2 separate regions of the Homo sapiens genome follow, and region 1 is linked to region 2. A link is an interaction called in ENCODE POLR2A ChIA-PET data of the cell type or tissue named here. Cell type or tissue: MCF 10A. All regions are shown on one strand. Each heading gives the region's core, and the rest is flanking DNA. Links, peaks and the distances in the headings are about the cores only. Region 1 has its middle 28 kb from the start of RIBC2. Region 2 overlaps FBLN1 (fibulin 1).

Evidence for each region. Peaks named below come from ENCODE experiments on the same cell type or tissue, not always from the same donor. Only the 100,000 strongest peaks of a DNase experiment are listed, where the experiment ranks them.
Region 1: POLR2A ChIA-PET joins it to region 2 with 14 read pairs; 4 of 35 experiments call an interaction of 5 or more read pairs at or near these places.

What each region holds. Positions count from the first base shown.
Region 1 is chr22:45,437,214-45,445,542 of GRCh38, reverse strand. No RefSeq gene overlaps it. Among named protein-coding and RNA genes, the nearest start is that of RIBC2, 28 kb to the right of the region's middle. RefSeq lists an enhancer at 2,630-3,192. In MCF 10A, for the core only: a CTCF peak has its summit at 4,177 (motif pointing left); a DNase peak (open chromatin) is centred at 4,162.
Region 2 is chr22:45,532,920-45,541,248 of GRCh38, reverse strand. FBLN1 (fibulin 1) reads right to left here. Exons shown (of 17, transcript NM_006486.3): 6 at 8,085-8,186; 7 at 7,351-7,488; 8 at 5,912-6,049; 9 at 1-20. Among named protein-coding and RNA genes, the nearest start is that of FBLN1, 34 kb to the right of the region's middle. In MCF 10A, for the core only: no CTCF peak of the experiment used is centred there; DNase peaks (open chromatin) are centred at 2,868 and 3,358.

The sequences.
Region 1 (8,329 bases), core at 275-8,274, 96 kb after region 2:
CACCGCCGGGAGGTGGTGCCACTTTCCTGGCGTCCAGGCTTGGCTGATCACGCTCTCCGACAGCCTGGGCCATGATTCGGGTGCCACTGTGGGGTCACGCTGCCTGTGCCCCCTAGGGCTCACAGAGATACTAGCCTTTGGATTCCAGTGCCCTCCCCCAGACCTCCAACAGACCCCACAGAGCTGAGCCCCAGCTCTCTTCATTATCAGTCACTCCATTATAACTAGGACACGTACGTCTGTGTGCCTGGACTGTCACTGCCCCTAGGATGAGATTTTCCAGGCAGCAACTCCATCATCACACAAAGAGGTCTCTGGAGGATCCACATTCCTTGCTGTCTAGACCTGTCCTGAGTATGCCTGAACCCTGGGTGTTCAGGTTCAGGCTGTGAAACTCACGCCCACAGTTCACCAATTCATGCAACAAATATGGCATGATCTCGGCTCACGGCAACCTCTGTCTCCCAGGTTCAAGCAATTCTCCTGGCTCAGCCTCCCGAGTAGTTGGGATTACAGGTGCCAGCCACCATGCCCACCTAATTTTTTTTTTTTTTTGTATTTTTAGTAGAGATGGGGTTTCACTATGTTGGCCAGGCTGGTCTCGAACTCCTGACCTCAGATGATCCACCCACCTCGGCCTCCCAAAGTGTTGGGATTACAGGCGTGAGCCACCGTGGCTGGCCAGATTTGTTTTATATTTTGAAGTCTTACCAACAGGATTTGCTGATAGATTGAGAGAGAGAGAGCCCAACGATGGATCCAAACTCTCTGGCCTGAGCAATTGGAAGCATTGGGGTTTCCATAGCCTAAGACAGGGAAGACTTTGGAGGGACAGGTGTGGGTAGAGGGAAACCAGTTCTGTTCAGATGCCTTCATGTTGACTGCCTGCTTGTTAGACATCCCAGTAAAGCTATCAAGTCGACATTTGGGTACCAAGCCTGGAACTCACAGCAGAGGTCAAGCTAGAGAAATACACTAGAGTGTTGTCACCTGTCTTCCCCTCCTGGAGCTCTGCTGACTGTCTCCTTGCAGGCATTCTGTCAGAGGTAGCTGGGACTTTAGAACTGGGCACAATTCCTGGCTCCATCTTGAACTGGCTCTGGGACCTTGGGAAAGTGAGTTCCCCTCTCTAGCCCTTAGTTCTTGTGAAAGGAAAATCGCAGGACTCCAAAATCGCAAAGTCAAGGGGAAAAGTCAAGCTGGGAACTGCATCACGCAAACTTGCCTCCCATTTTCTTCCTAGATAAGATAGCTACAAAGATAAACAAGCTGCATACCTCCCTCCCAATTTGCCCACAAGGAAATTCCTTGTGGGCCTCAGGATCTTTACCCTAAAACAGTTCTGTTGAATTTCACCCTGGCAATGTAAATTGATAGCTTATCTTCACAGATGTGGGACAAAGGACAGAACTCACCATCAGGCCTCTGCCCACCTGAGACAAATGCATATATGATTGCTTGATTGCTTCCTCTGCCCTATTGTTTATGTGAAAATGCAGATTCACTGAGCCAGACTAGGGCACACAGGACTACTCCTCTACCCTCTGCTCACATGGAAATTGTGTATTCAGTGAAAGGCTGATCAAAGACTCAAAAGGATGCACCCATTTATCTTTTATATGCCTATGACCTGGAAATCCCTGCTTCCAGTTGTCCTGCGTTTCCAAACTGAAGCAATGTACATCTTACACATATTGATTCATGCCTCATGTCTCCCAAAAATGTGTAAAAGCAAGCTATACCACAACCTCCTTGGGCACATGTCAGCAGGACCTCCTGAGGCTGTGTCACAGACACGTCCTTAACCTTGGCAAAATAAACTTTCTTTCCTTTTTTTTTTTTTTGGGAGACAGAGTTTCGCTCTTGTTGCCCAGGCTGGAGTGCAGTGGCATGATCTTGGCTCACTGCAACCTCTGCCTCCCAGGTTCAAGTGATTCTCCTGCCTCAGCCTCCCAAGTAGCTGGGACTACAGGCACCTGCCACCATGCCCAGCTAATTTTGTCTTTTTAGTAGAGACGAGGTTTCACCATGTTGGCCAGGCTGGTCTTGAACTCGTAACCTCAGGTGATCTGCCTGCCTCAGCCTCCCAAAGTGCTGGGATTACAGGCACGAGCCACCAAGCCCAGGTACAAAATAAACTTTCTAAATGGATTGAGACTTGTCTTAGGTACTTTGTGTTCACATTCCTCATCCTCATTGGGGATATGAAACTGGTAACACTTCTTGTAGCCTCCTGCAGGTTTTTTTTTTTTTTTTTTTTTGAGACGGAGTTTTGCTCTTGTTGCCCAGGCTGGAGTGCAAAGGTGCAATCTCAGCTTACCGCAACCTCCGCCTCCTGGGTTCAAGCAATTCTCCTGCCTCAGCCTCCCGAGTAGCTGGAATTACAGGCATGCTCCACTACACCTGGCTAATTTTGTATTTTTAGTAGAGATGGGGTTTCTCTATGTTGGTCAGGCTGGTCTCGAACTCCTGACCTCAGGTGATCTACCCGCCTCGGCCTCCCAAAAGTGCTGGGATCACAGGCGTGAGCCATCGCACCCGGCAGCCTCCTGCAGATTTTAAGAAGCTCAGCTCTGTGGCATCAGCACACACGGGCTCAGCAAGCAGCAGCCATGTACACCATCAGCATATTTTGCTGGACATGTTTATTGGTGCTGCAAGCCCACCGCCCTTTTTGCCTCTGAATATACTATGAGCCGACTCTCCCCATGCGAGGATGGGGCCAGGGAGTGGGCCTTGACCTAGGGACTGTCCATCTGAAAAGACGACCAGGTCCCATAGGCCCCCTGGTCACGAATTTGAGCTGGGAATGAGGAGGCTGGGCCAGTGGGGCTGGGAGGGGTGGCAGTGCTGGAACTGAAAGGCCGTTTTAGGGCCAGTTACCAGATGGGCAGCTGAGGACACTGAGTGGCTTTGGGTGAGAGACTCTGTGGCTGAGTCCTGTCCTCAGGCTCTGCCAGGTTCCAAGGGATATCCAGGTAACAAAGTCACATTTGTCAGCTCCAGAGCCCCGGGGAAAACCTTCAGGGGCGATTAATTCACAGATCAGCCTGGTGTGGAGGAGATGGCCCTACCCACTTTTTTCTTCAATAGGCTCTGGAATGTTCTATCCCCAACAATTGTGGACAATGAGGCTGGAGTCTTTTCTGACACTGTTAGAACAAGTGTGTTTGGAGAGCTTTCTGGAACGTCTGGTGAAAAGAAAAGACCCACTGACTCGCAGACATTCCATCTGCCCTCATTCCCATTCCTGTTTACTTCTGGGGGCCATGCTGGGGGTTGGCCCCAGGGACTTTGGATTCATCTTTCATTCGCTGGAAGAAGAAAGGAAGGCAGACCTTCCAGACTCAGTAGATGAAACTGACTTTGCCAGGTCTGGGCAGAGAGCAAGTGAGGTTCGAAGATGGGGGAGCATGAATCTGGGGGTGGGCTGGATGAGGTGGTGGGTGGGGGAGGATCAAGGCCTTTACTTGGTCGGGGCAAGCACAGATGAAGCCCCACCTGGCAACTACCTACTCTGTGTCACTCACAGCCTCATTCTCACTCGGCATCCTCCAGCTTCTTTTCACCACTCTCTTAACATCACGTGGGCACAATCCATATGGTTGAAAAGATGCCTCTTGCTGGGCGCGGTGGCTCATGCCTGTAATCCCAGCACTTTGGGAGGCCGAGTCAGGTGGATCACGAGGTCAGGAGATCAAGACCATTGTGGCTAACGCGGTGAAACCCCGTCTCTACTAAAAATACAAAAAATTAGCTGGGTGTGGTGGTATGCGCCTGTAGTCCCAGCTACTTGGGAGGCTGAGGCAGAGGCAGGAGAATCGCTTGAACCCGGGAGGCGGAGGTTGCAGTGAGCCGAGATCGCACCACTGCACTCCAGCCTGGGTGGTGACAGAGCAAGACTCTGTCCCAAAAAAAAAAAAAAAAAAGAAAAGAAAAGAAAAGAAAAGGAAACATGTCTCTTTGGAAAAGGTGCTCTAGAGGCCCCTGCTCCATCCCCAACCTTCACCCCATGATCCCTCCTGTAACCAGGCTCAGGACGCTGCTCCACCCAGGAGCATGGGGACCTGTCACCTCATTGCACCAACATTCCAAAGTGGCTGTCGCTTCTGCAGAGGGAGACCCGGTGCAGGTGGAAACCAGATGGCCAGAGGCTATGCTGGGAGCACGAGAGATAGATGTGCCACCTGCTGGTGGACAGCTCTCCAGTAGACAGCAACAGCTCACTGCACATGAGAGAAGAGAGACAGACTCTCTCATATTGTTTTATCTTGTTTTATACTCAGAAAAGGAAAGAAAAGCGAAACGAAATGCAGGTAGCCCGGCGCCTAGGAACCAGACCCGAAACCAGGCCTGGGCCTGCCTGACCTAATCCTGGTAGTTAAAGATCGACCCTGACCTAACCGGTTATGTTATCTATAGATTCCAGACTTTGTATGGAAAGGCATTGCAAAAATCCCTGTCCTGTTCTGTTTCCTTCTGATTACCGGTGCATGCAGCCCCCAGTCATGTACCCCCTGCTTGCTCAATCGATCACGACCCTCTCGCGCGGACCCCCTTAGAGTTGTGAGCCCTTAAAAGGGACAGGAATTGCTCACTGGGGGAGCTCGGCTCTTGAGACAGGAGTCTTACCTGATGCTCCCGGCCGAAAGAACCACTTCCTTCTTTAACTCAGTGTCTGAGGAGTTTTGTCTGCGGCTCGTCCTGCTGCATGCATAACAGATGGTACCCGGTTTCTTAGGGGTCCTCCCTTTGCAGTCCTGTCAGGGGTAGGAGTGTGGTTGGGTTTTCTTTTTCTGTCCGTTTCCATCACTCCAAAAAGTAGCCTCATGCCTGTTTGCCATCAAACCCCCTCACCCTGTCCCAGGCAAGCACTGATGGAATAGTTATCCCAATTCTGGAACTCCCCATAGATAGAATTGTAAACTGTGAACTCCTTTGTATCTGTTACAATGTTTCTGATTATGATTTTTTTTTTTGAGACAGAATTTCGCTCTTGTCACCCAGGCTGGAGGGCAGTGGTGCGATCTTGGCTCACTGTAACCTCTGCCTCCCGGGTTCAAGCAATTCTCCTGCCTCAGCCTCCCAAGTAGCTGGTATTACAGGAACACCCCCCACCCCACCCCTCACCACCATGCCCAGCTAATTTTTTATTTTTATTTTTTATTTCATTTATTTATTTTTTTGAGATGGAGTCTTGCTCTGTTGCCCAGGCTGTAGCGCAGTGGCGTAATCTTGGCTCACTGCAACGTCCACCTCCCGGGTTCAAGCAATTCTCATGCCTCAGCCTCCTGAGTAGCTGGGAGTACAGGCACATGCCACCACGCCCGGCTAATTTTTTGTGTTTTTAGTAGCGATGGGGTTTCACCATGTTAGCCAGGTTGGTCTTGATCTCCTGACCTCGTGATCTGCCCCCTTGGCCTCCCAAAGTGCTGGGATTACAGGCCTGAGCCACTGCGCCCCGCCCTGATTATGATTTCTGATTCTGCCGTTTTGACGGGTATATCAGCAGTTTGTTTCTTTTCAGCTGTGAGTGATAGGAATATAACTTTTGTTTATCTGATCACCTGTTGATAGATATTTTGGTTGATCCAAGTTTGGTGCTATCATGAATAAAGATGCTATAAACATTTCTGTAAAGGTCTTTTTGTGATTTTTTGCTTGTTTTTTTGAGACAGAGTCTCACTCTGTACCCGAGGCTGGAATGAAGTGGCATGATCTCAGCTCACTGCAACATCCACCTCCCTGGTTCAAGTGATTCTCATGCCTCTGCCTCCTGAGTAGCTAGGACTACAGGTGTGCACCTCCACACCTGGCTAATTTTTGTATTTTTAGTAGAGTCAGGGTTTCACCATGTTGGCCAGGCTGGTCTCAAACTCCTGACCTCAGGTAATCCACCTGCCTCAGCCTCCCAAAGTTCTGAGATTACAGGCATGAGCCACTGTACCCGGCCTAAAATTTTTTAAATTTTTTGTAGAGACGAGGTCTCGCTATGTTGACCAGGCTGGTCCTGAACTCCTGACCTCGTGATCCACCTGCTTCGGTGTCCCAAAGTGCTGGGATTACAGGCGTGAGCTACCGCACCTGGCCTTATTTTTATGTTATTTATTTATTTTTATTTTTTATTTTTTGAGATGGAGTCTCACTCTGTTGCCCAGGCTGGAGTGCAGTGGCATGATTTCGGCTCACTGCAATCTCCACCTCCCAGGTTCATGCCATTCTCCTGCCTTAGCCCCCTGAGTAGCTGGGACAATAGGCACCCGACACCATGCCCGGCTAATTTTTTTGTATTTGTAGTAGAGATGGGGTTTCACCGTGTTAGCCAGGATGGTCTCAATCTCCTGACCTCGTGATCTGCCCACCTTGGCCTCCCAAAGTGCTGGGATTACAGGCGCGAGCCACAGCACCTGGCCTTATTTTTATTTTTGTAGACAGAGTCTTGCTGTGTTGCCCAGGTTGGAGTACAGTGGTGTGACCTCAGCTCACTGCAACCTCCGCTTCCCGGGCTCAAGAGATTCTCCTGCCTCAGCCTCCTGAGTAGCTGGGATTACAGGTGCGCACCATCATGCCTGGCTAGTTTGTATTTTTAGTAGAGACAGGGTTTCACCATGTTGGCCAGGCTGGTCTCAAACTCCTGACCTCAGGTCATCTTCCCACTTCGACCTCCCAAAGTGCTGGGATTACAGGCATGAGCCACCGTGCCTGGCCCCCTTCCCATTATTCTAAACATAAGAACTTGAACACAGAATAAAGAACCATGTGCAAATGACTCTATTTTTCTTCCTGTTTATCTTATGGCTTCATTTTAAAATGAATAGGCTATCTTTTAGAACAGTGTTAGGTTTACAAGAAAATTGAGTAACAAGTATAGAGGGTTCCCATATGCTCCCTTCCCATAGGCCCCTAGTTCCCCTATTATTAATGTCTCATGTTAGTGTGGTACATTTGTTACAATTGACTAGCCAACATTGACACATCATCATCACCCAGAGTTTATAATTTACATTAGGGGTCACCCTGTGTACATTCTGTGGATTTTGACAAATGTATAATGACATATACCCAAGGTTACAGCATCACACAGCAAAGTTTCACTGCCCTAAAAATCCTTGTGCTCTCTCTGCCTATTCATCCCTCCCTCCCCTCAGTCCCTGGCAACCACTGATGTTTTTACTGTTTCTATAGCTTTGCCTTTTTTGAAAAGTCAGGCTGGGTGCAGTGGCTCATGCCGTAATCCCAACACTTTGGGAGGCCAAGGTGGGTGGATCATCTGAGGTCAGGAGTTCAATACCAGCCTGGCCAACACAGTGAAACCCAACTCTACTAAAAATACAAAAATTAGACGGGCGTGGTGGTGCACGCCTGTAGTCCCAGCTACTTGGGAGGCTGAGGCAGGAGAATCGCTTGAACCTGGGAGGCGGAGGTTTCAGTGAGCCAAGACGGTGCCACTGCGCTCCAGGCTAGGCAACAGAGGGAGACTCCTCAAAAAAAAAAAAAAGTCATATGATTGGACTCATACAGTAGATAACCTTTGCAGATTGACTTCTTTCACCAAGCAATATGCATTTAAGCTTCTTCCACATTTTCTTGTGGCTTGATAGCTCTTTTCTTATTATTATATCTTATATTAATAAGACTCCATTGTCTGGAGGTACCACAGTGTTTTTATCCATTAACTTATTGAAGAACACGTTGCTTGCTTCCCGGTTTTGGCAATTATGAATACAGCTCCTGTAGACACCCATGTGCCAGACACAAGTGTGGACATACGTCATTTGGGCAAATACAAATGGCTTTTGAACGCTATTATTATAATTTTTCTGTGCTGTTTTGTTTTAGATGTGCCTTTTGTAAGTGGCGTATATATAACTAGAATTTTTAAAAGCCAGTCTGTGGAGAGCTAGTGTGTCCAGAACTGGTGGGTTCTTGGACTTCAAGAATGAAGCCGGGAACCCTCGCGGTGAGTGTTACAGCTCTTAAGGTGGCGCGTCTGGAGTTTGTTCCTTCTGATGTTCGGATGTGTTCGGAGTTTCTTCCTTCTGGTGGGTTTGTGGTCTCGCTTGCTCAGGAGTGAAGCTGCAGATCTTCGCGGTGAAGCAGTGTGGACCCAGAGAGTGAGCAGTAGCAAGATTTATTGCAAAGAGCAAAAGAACAAAGCTCCCACAGAGTGGAAGGGAACCCGAGCGGGTTACCACTGCTGGCTTGGGCAGCCTGCTTTTATTCTCTTATCTGGCCCCACCCACATCCTGCTGATTGGTAGAGCCCAGTGGCCTGTTTTGACAGGGCGCTGATTGGTGCGTTTACAATCCCTGAGCTAGATACAAAGGTT
Region 2 (8,329 bases), core at 240-8,239:
ACTCAAACACTCATTGATATCTACAGCGGGAAAAGACAGAGACCATGTGGTTAAACCTGGAGGGTGTCCCAGAACCCAAAAACTGGATCTCCAAAGAAACTCCCCTTCCCACCTCTTTGCAAAACCACAAATGGAGGGGCTCAACCCCCTCACTCTGGACCACACAGCCGCCTCCCAGCTGGCTCCCAAATTTTATCACTGCATACCGCCTCAAACACCACCTCTCTGGCCCTTCTTCCTGTCCCTAAATCTCCAGCACCTCCATCGTTCGCTGCGCCAAATCGGGACCTGCCTGCCTGGCTTCTCCTGCATTCATCTACTCCACACACTGGGCACGGTATTAAGGAGACAGGTGACTGTCCACGTGGTGCCAGCAACTCTGACTCCCAGCAAGGCTCTAGGCCCCTCCGATGACTGGGCTTCACAGGGCCTATGCTGAGCCAGGCCCACCCGGGAGGTGCCATGGCTCCCTGAGCTCACTGCACGGCAGTCTCCTTCCTTGAGTGGACACATCTCTGACATGGGGACCGTGGGGCATTTACCTTTGATGACATACAATGAGCAAGTGTGAACCCATGAATGGTCCAGGAGGGCCATGCTACACAGGGATACCCTCCTTCTGCTCAAATTCGGAGGAAGAATACACAGATTGCACTTCCTGATAGAGGGAGTGGAAAAGGACCTAAGCATCTAAACATCACCTTGGAGAACCTTGCTCAGACACTTACAAAGCATCTGGTATGGGGGAACAAAGAGAGGGAGTGATGGTGGAAGACCCCTGAGCGTAAGTCAGAAAGGAGGACAGCTGTACCCCTCTCCCTGCCAGCCAAGTCCACCCTCCTCAGTCAAATGAGTCAGCCCTTCGCGCTGACCGTGCAGCAATTTACAGTTTACAAAAGCTTTTACATCCATGACCGCTCTCGAGCACCACAGCCAGCCTGCAAGTGAGGTGAGGCCGGTATCACTATCATTACTGCCTGCACTTTATAAACAGGAAACCAAGGTCCGGAGACTGAATGACTCTGGGCTCATGGCTGAAGTCAGGGGCCAACCAGGGCCTAGGTCTAGAATCAGGGTCTCCTGCTTTCCAGCTCCCTTAAATCAGTGGCCAGCAAATGATGGCCCTTGGTTCAAACCCGGCTTACACCTGCTTTTGTAAATAAAGTTTTATTAGCGTGCAACCAGGCCCACTCTGTTATGCATTGCTCAGGGGTGCTTTTACACTGCAAAAGGCAGAGTTGAGTGGTTGCCACAGAGACTGAAGTTGTTAGTTACCATCTAGCCCTTTAGAGAAACAGCTGGGTGGCCCCTGCCCTGTAACACGAATAAATGCAGCGTTTAGCAGAGCGGTGGCTGCCTTCCCACTGGCGCTGCAGGTTCCTCACTCAGACTAGATTCCCCAAACTCTGTTCCACAGAACAACAGTGTCCCTCAGAACATCGTGCACTCCACAGGGGTAAGACCTGGCTATCAATGAATGAATGAATGGGAATGAATAAACAGACAGCAAATCAATGTAAAGCATAGGGTGAGTTTGGGAACAGGGCACCCGATCTCTCCCTCTCAGGGATTCACATGGGAAAAGCCCAAGCTACCAAGGTCCCCGTTCACTTGGCTTCACCCAGTGCTTCCTAGATTCAGTGGAACCCCTTCCTGCCCCAGGACCTGCCGACATCCCCAGGCAAGGTCAGCCAGGGCACGTGGGAAGCCCTGGCCCATTCCTTCCTCCCCACTCAAGAAGAAAGGCAGAGGCTGGGCGTGGTGGCTCACGCCTGCAATCCCAGCACTTTGGGAAGCCGAGGGGTGGATCACCTGAGGTCAAGAGCTCGAGACCAACCTGGCCAACACGGCAAAACCCCATCTCTACTGAAAATACAAAAATTAGCCAGGCATGGTTGTGGGCACCTGTAATCCCAGCTACTTGGGAGGCTGAGACAGGAGAACTGCTTGAACCCAGCAGGGTGGAGGTTGCAGTGAGCCAAGATTGCACCACTGCACTCCAGCCTGGGTGACAGTGAGACTGTCTCAAAAAAAAAAAAAAAAGAAGAAAAGAAGGAGGGAAAGGGGGAGGCGGGGAGGGAGAGAAGGGGAAGGGAAGGAGGGGGAGGAGGGAAGTGGGAGGGGAGGGGGAGGGGAAGAGGAGAAGGGAGGGGGAGGATGGGAGGGGGAAGAGGAGGAGGAGAAGGAGAAAGGAATACAGCAGCAGGAGGAGGGAATTTGAAGAAAAGAGCAAAGAAAACCCGACAAAGCCATGCTGGTCTCAAAGCCCTCGGTGACCCAACCTTAAGGTTCTAGAAAATTCTCCATGCATGATAGGGGCAGAGACCTCCACTTTCTGGGACCCTGACCCATCCCTTGTACTAGCTCTGCAGGAAGAGCTCTTCTGCTACAGGCAGGAGGCTCGGATGGGCTCTTGGGGCCCCAGGATGGTTCTAGGAGCTCCAGGAAGATGGATTCTGGCTACACAAGGAAATCAACGCTTCCCACCACGGACCATGCTGTTCCTGGGTGAGGGAGCGGGTACCATGGGCAGAGGTGTGGGAGCAGAGGACCCAGGGTGCGTGCTGGGGGACCAGGACCTGACATAGAACCTTTTCAGCCCTCTCCCAGACGGCCTGAAACTACCTTCTATCTTGATGTATTTTCTCCTTAGAAAGACGTATTTCTGCTGATGCAGTCATTTTTAAAAAGATAACATAAAGGTGCTGACATGAAATGATTTCTAAATACCCTGTCAAGTGGGGGGGAAAAGCAAGTGGCAGAACAGTCTGATCCCATTTTCATAAAAAAACAAAAAGTCTCAAGGGAGCAGAGCCCAGAAGGGCTCATGGACCCTGCCAAGAGGCGGGCAGGATTGGCCAGGGGAGGAGCGTTTACTTCCTACACTTAGGTTTTGTTTGCTGATTTATAAGTCAAGACATACATAATTTTTGAAATAAATAGAGATCTTTTAAAACAATGATTCCTGAGCTTGATTGCAAGGATTGAGAGCACATGAAAAGGGGAACCCCATCCTCATCCCAGCATCCCAAGCTAAGGGGACCCTGAGGGAGCTGAACATTTGGCTTTCGATGCTGTCACTGAGGACCCAGGGAGATGGCACGGAACAGCTCAGTGCCGCCAGGCTGGCCTTCAGCCCACAGCCTGCTTGCCAGTCCTGGAAGGACAGTAAGGGGACGGCTCCCGAGCCTCAGCCCATACACAGTGCTGCACCCTGTAGAGAGGAAAGTCAGGGCTAGGTTGAGACTTGCAAACATTGCCTCTTTGTGGAAATCGGGGCTGATTTTGCCATGAGTCAGGGTTTCCATCCTCAGTCGACGCCAGCCTCCTCCGGACCCCCCTTTGAGCAGGCTGCAAGTCTGAGCAGGACTATCCTCCCCGCTGGTCCCGGAGAGCCCATGGCTTCCCTGCTCACCACCCCCTGCGCTGAGCGAAAACCACCCCTCCCTGCTGGCAAGGGACTGGCGAGGGGCCAACTGGCAGCTGAGCCACAGCGCCCCAGCTCAGAAGTCTCCCCCAGGGGATGACAGGGAAGCTGTAACAGAGGAAGGCTGGGGCGGGTTTCAGACGAGGCCCCTGTCCTAAGGGCTCACTGTTCCACTTGTCTTTTTATCTTTTTTTTTTTTTTTGACACAGAGTCTTGCTCTGTTGTCCAGGCTGGAGTGCAGTGGCACGATCTTGGCTCACTACAACCTCCACCTCCTGGGTTCAAGCGATTCTCCTGCCTCAGCATCTTGAGTAGCTGGGATTACAAGGTGCCCACCACCACACCCGGCTAATTTTTGTATTTTTAGTAGAGACGGGGTTTCACCATATTGGTCAGGCTGGTCTCGAACTCCTGACCTCAAGTGATCCACCCGCCTTGGCCTCCCAAAGTACCAGAATTACAGGCGTGAGTCACTGTGCCCGGCCACATCCACTTATCTTTAAATATCTCAGTGGTTAAAAATAATGCAGTGGGGGAAGAGCTCTCTCTCCAAACCACTATTTCAAATAAATGATCAATACAGATTTCGCTAAGGAAAAGTTGAAATCGAAGCAAGATGGAAATGTATACCCCCTTGCTCATGGCAGGGGAGAGGTGATGGGGCCACCCCAGGTGGGGAGGTTCTGACTAGTGTGATCTGTAGCTCGGATTCCTCACCTCTTCTCCTAAAAAGTCTCTCTGACCTCAAAGGCAGGACCCAGGGGCGTCTGCCAAGCAGAGGCCGAGGGAGAGCCGGTGGATCAGGACTTAAGCGCTGACTGCAGCGGCCTAGCCAGGCAGTTAACCTGACAACGGCTGGGGAAAGCAGGACTCACCTCCTGTCTTTCCAGAACCAGTAACCCAGGCCGGCCAGCTCCCCGGCCGCACCCCACACAGCTCCTCTAGCGTGAGCGGTCTTGCCCAGGCCTCCTAAATTCATACTAAGTTCACATGGGATTCTCTCTTTTCATATTAGTATTTCTCTGATATCAGCAATTTCTTTTTTTTTTTCTTTTTTGAGATGGAGTCTCACTCTGTCACCCAGGCTGGAGTACAGTGGCGTGATCTCAGCTCACTGCAACCTCTGCCTCCCAGGCTCAAGCGATTCTGCTGCCTCAGCCTCCTAAGCAGCTGGGATTACAGGCGCCCATCACTACGCCCAGCTAATTTTTGTATTTTTAGTAGAGATGGGGTTTCACTATATTGGTCAGGCTGGTCTCAAACTCCTGACCTCAGGTGATCCACCCTCCTCGGCCTCCCAAAGTGCTGGGATTACAAGTGTGAGCCACCGTGCCTGGCCAGAGTTTCTTTTCTCATTGTGGTGAACTACATGTGAACTACAAATTTTATGTAACACAAAATCTGCCATCGTAACCATTTTAAGTAGACGGTTCAGGGGCATTACTGCATTCACACTGTCGTGCCACCATCACCCCCATCCATCTCCAGAACTTTTTCATCTTCTCAAACTGAAACTCTGCGCCCAGGAAACACTCACTCCCCATCCCCCACCCTGCCCAGCCCCGGCACCTTCCATTCTACTTTCTGTCTCTATGAATTCAAATACTAACACAGACTGTTTTTTATTTTTATATTTTATTTTATTTTTGAGACAGGGTCTTGCTCTGTTGCCCAGACTGGAGTGCAGTAGCACGATCACAGCTCACTGCAGCCTCGACCTCCCTGCTCAAGGGATCCTCCCACCTCAGCCTCCCAAGTAGCTGGGACTGTAGGCATGCGCCACTACACCCAGCTAATTTTTTGTAGTGATGGGGTCTCGCTATATTGCCCAGGCTGGCCTCAAAAACCTGGGCTCAAGCAATCCTCCTGCCTTGGCCTCCCAAAGTGCTAGGATTACAGGCGTGACCCACTGTGCCCAGCCAAGTATTTTTTAAAATAATTTTTTAATAGGCTAAATGCCTGTGGCAGGGAATCACCACTCACCGAGTGCTTCCTGTGTACCAGTACTTCGCAAGTACTCGCCTAATCCTGGCCTCAAGTCTCTAAGCCAGGTATTATGATTACTCCCATTTTATAGAGGAAAAAATTAAAGCTCAGAAGTAATTTTCTTGGGTCACTCTAACTCCAAAACCCAAGCTCTTTAATCTAAACCCAGATCAGCAAACTGTGGTCCTTGGGCCAAATCCAGCCTACTGCCTATTTTTGTAAATAAAGTTTTATTGGAACACAGCCACACCCATTTGTTTACAGATGGCCCTTGGCCGCTTTAGACTATAACAGCAGAGTTGACTATTATGACAGAGACCATATGGCCCACAACGGCTAAAGTATTTGCTCTATTTGCTGTCCAGCCCTTTACACAAAAAGTTTGCCAACCCCTGTTCTGTATACCATGCGGCCCCGCAGATTCTAGAGGCCTGCCCCAAGGCTAGGTCGCTGGCCCCTCCTGGAATAACCCGCTAATCCTGGCGGCACACCTCTTACCAATACAGTTGCCTAGAGCATCTTGTATAAAGCCACTCTTGCACTGTAGCTTGGGTCGGCAGCGGAAGGATCCCAGAGTATTCTGACAGATAAAATCGGGGAGGCAGTTATGAATACCACTCTCACACTCGTCAATATCTGGTACATCATAAAAAAAGGAAATTGTTAGCAAGAGTCCTGCCAGAAGCATCTTACAACACTTTAAAATCACAAGAAAGCTTTTTTCTAATGCGCATTACTCAGACTATAACCCAAAACATTCTAATAGAGAAATCATACACAAAAAAGACTTCACTGAGCCAAATCGTGCTCCAGTTGCTAAAGACTTAAAAAGCTGACTTTTTTTCCCAAGGCTCTTATGAGGCAAACTGTCTGTTATAATAAATCACCCTGGCATTTTCCTGGCAGGTATATATATATTAGTATTCATTCAGGCTAAGTGTATGTTTAGTTTAGATCATAAAGCAATTATCTTAGTGGCAACAAACACAGTCTCTATAAACATATCCATTCTGAAGTCTTCACAATAATCCAGATATTAACAAGGGTTACAGTCATGATGGGATGTGATGGGCTGCCCTTCCCTTGAAGTTCATGGCTGTCAAATGGTCAAATGTGTATACTCAGCTGGCTTGGCCACTGGGCTCTAGGGGTCCAAACCACCCAGCTGGTGTGTGGGGGTGGGGAGGACAGAATTTGCTCTGTGGCCCTCAGATGTCAGAAGGGGTGTGCCATGCTTTGAAGTCACTCTCATGATACAGTGAGTGACATTTTTACACAAGTGGATTTGTCCTTCTGAAAGGCTTGAAACCCTCTGCAAAACTGTGTTCTAAACGATCCTCATCAGAGCCTCCCCATCTGCCAAATAACACCTAAGGCTTGGCGGGGAAAGGCTGGCAGCCAGAAATGCCATGTGTTTATGCAGTGGAAGGGGATATGCTTTGAACTTCAAGGAAGCCTGGATTTGGATGGAAGGCAGCTGTTGTGCAAAAACAGTTGTGGGATTTTTGTTTTTGCTTTTTTTTTTTTTTTTTTTTTTTTTTTTGTAGAAAGTACATGTGAGAACCTGAAATTCATCCCTGGTCTTGATTTTAAATAGTCATGCACTGAGCCTTTTTAGAAACCCAAATCTGCCATCGTTTACTCTGCACCATAAGAACGTAAATCTTTCCTAACAGCTGAACTAGCTGGCACCGGTGCACTACTGTCAACTTTTTCAATGTTCTGAACATTATTGGCAAGCACTTTCACCTTCCATCCCACCTGTCCAGACACCCTGGTGGGTATAACCACCTCCCTCCTGCAGATGAGCAGGCAGTCGCCCAGGCAGCCACAGAGGGCGCAGGACTGCGGGAGCCCAGACCCCAGAGCTGCCCTTCCCACCGCGCCGTATCTACGCCTGGAAGACCAGGTTTGCAGACTCGGAGCGCATGCTGTACCTTTGCAGCTATTGTCCTCTGTGAGCTCATAGCCAGTCCCGCAGCTGCTGTCCCGCTGGCAGCGGAAAGAGCCCACTGTGTTGATGCAGGATTCTCCAAGCCGGCAGCTGTGGCTGCCCGTGATGCATTCATTGACATCTAGGAGAGACCGAGGCAGTGCGGGGGTGACCAGCAAGAACGACCCATCCTAATACATCCTAGAAAGGAATGTGCCAAAGCCACGGTGGAAGTGCTTCCCTGCACCCTCGCAAACTGAGCTCAGGTCCACCATGTGCACATCCGGGCTGTGGACTGCACGGAGTCGAAAGCAGTGATTTCTCTCCCCTGCTAACGTTCATATCTACTGCTTTTTCTGAGACTGTAGTTATGTGGTCCTCAAGAACCCCACGGAGGGGCAGCATCTTCTCCATCTCCCCCATCTCACAGACGCGGGGGCCAGGAGAGGCTGAAGGATGTGCCCAAGGCCACTCAGCAGATCCTGGATCCGGAACCTGGTTAGACCCCAACTCCATCCTCTTTCCCAACCCCAGTGCTTATATTGTCTTGGAGGGAAGTCTCGGCAGGGGCCTCTGCGCTGCAAACTCCAGCGAACACGAGAAAGCGCGTCCTGGGCTGCTCTCCACCCCTGAATGGGGTCTGGGTTGTAGAAGGCAGGCCCTGGTCAGTCCTCCAGCACAGAGCTCCCAAGCACAGTGACCGGCCAGTCCTGCTGGCACCTGGGATAGGGACATTACCTTCACAGGAGACACCATCAGACAGCAGCTGGTAGCCCACGAAGCAGGAGCAGACCACCTCGTCACCCGTGTCTCGGCACTGCTGCTTGCAGGGCCCGCCTCCTGGAAGCACAGCGTGCATGAGCCAGGGATGGACGCACCCAGGCACCGCCTGGTTTCTAGCTCCGTTCAGGCTGGGTCATAGAAAACGCCCTCTGGGCAGACGAACCCAGGAAGGCAGGCTGACCTGGCTGGAGCCCACCTGC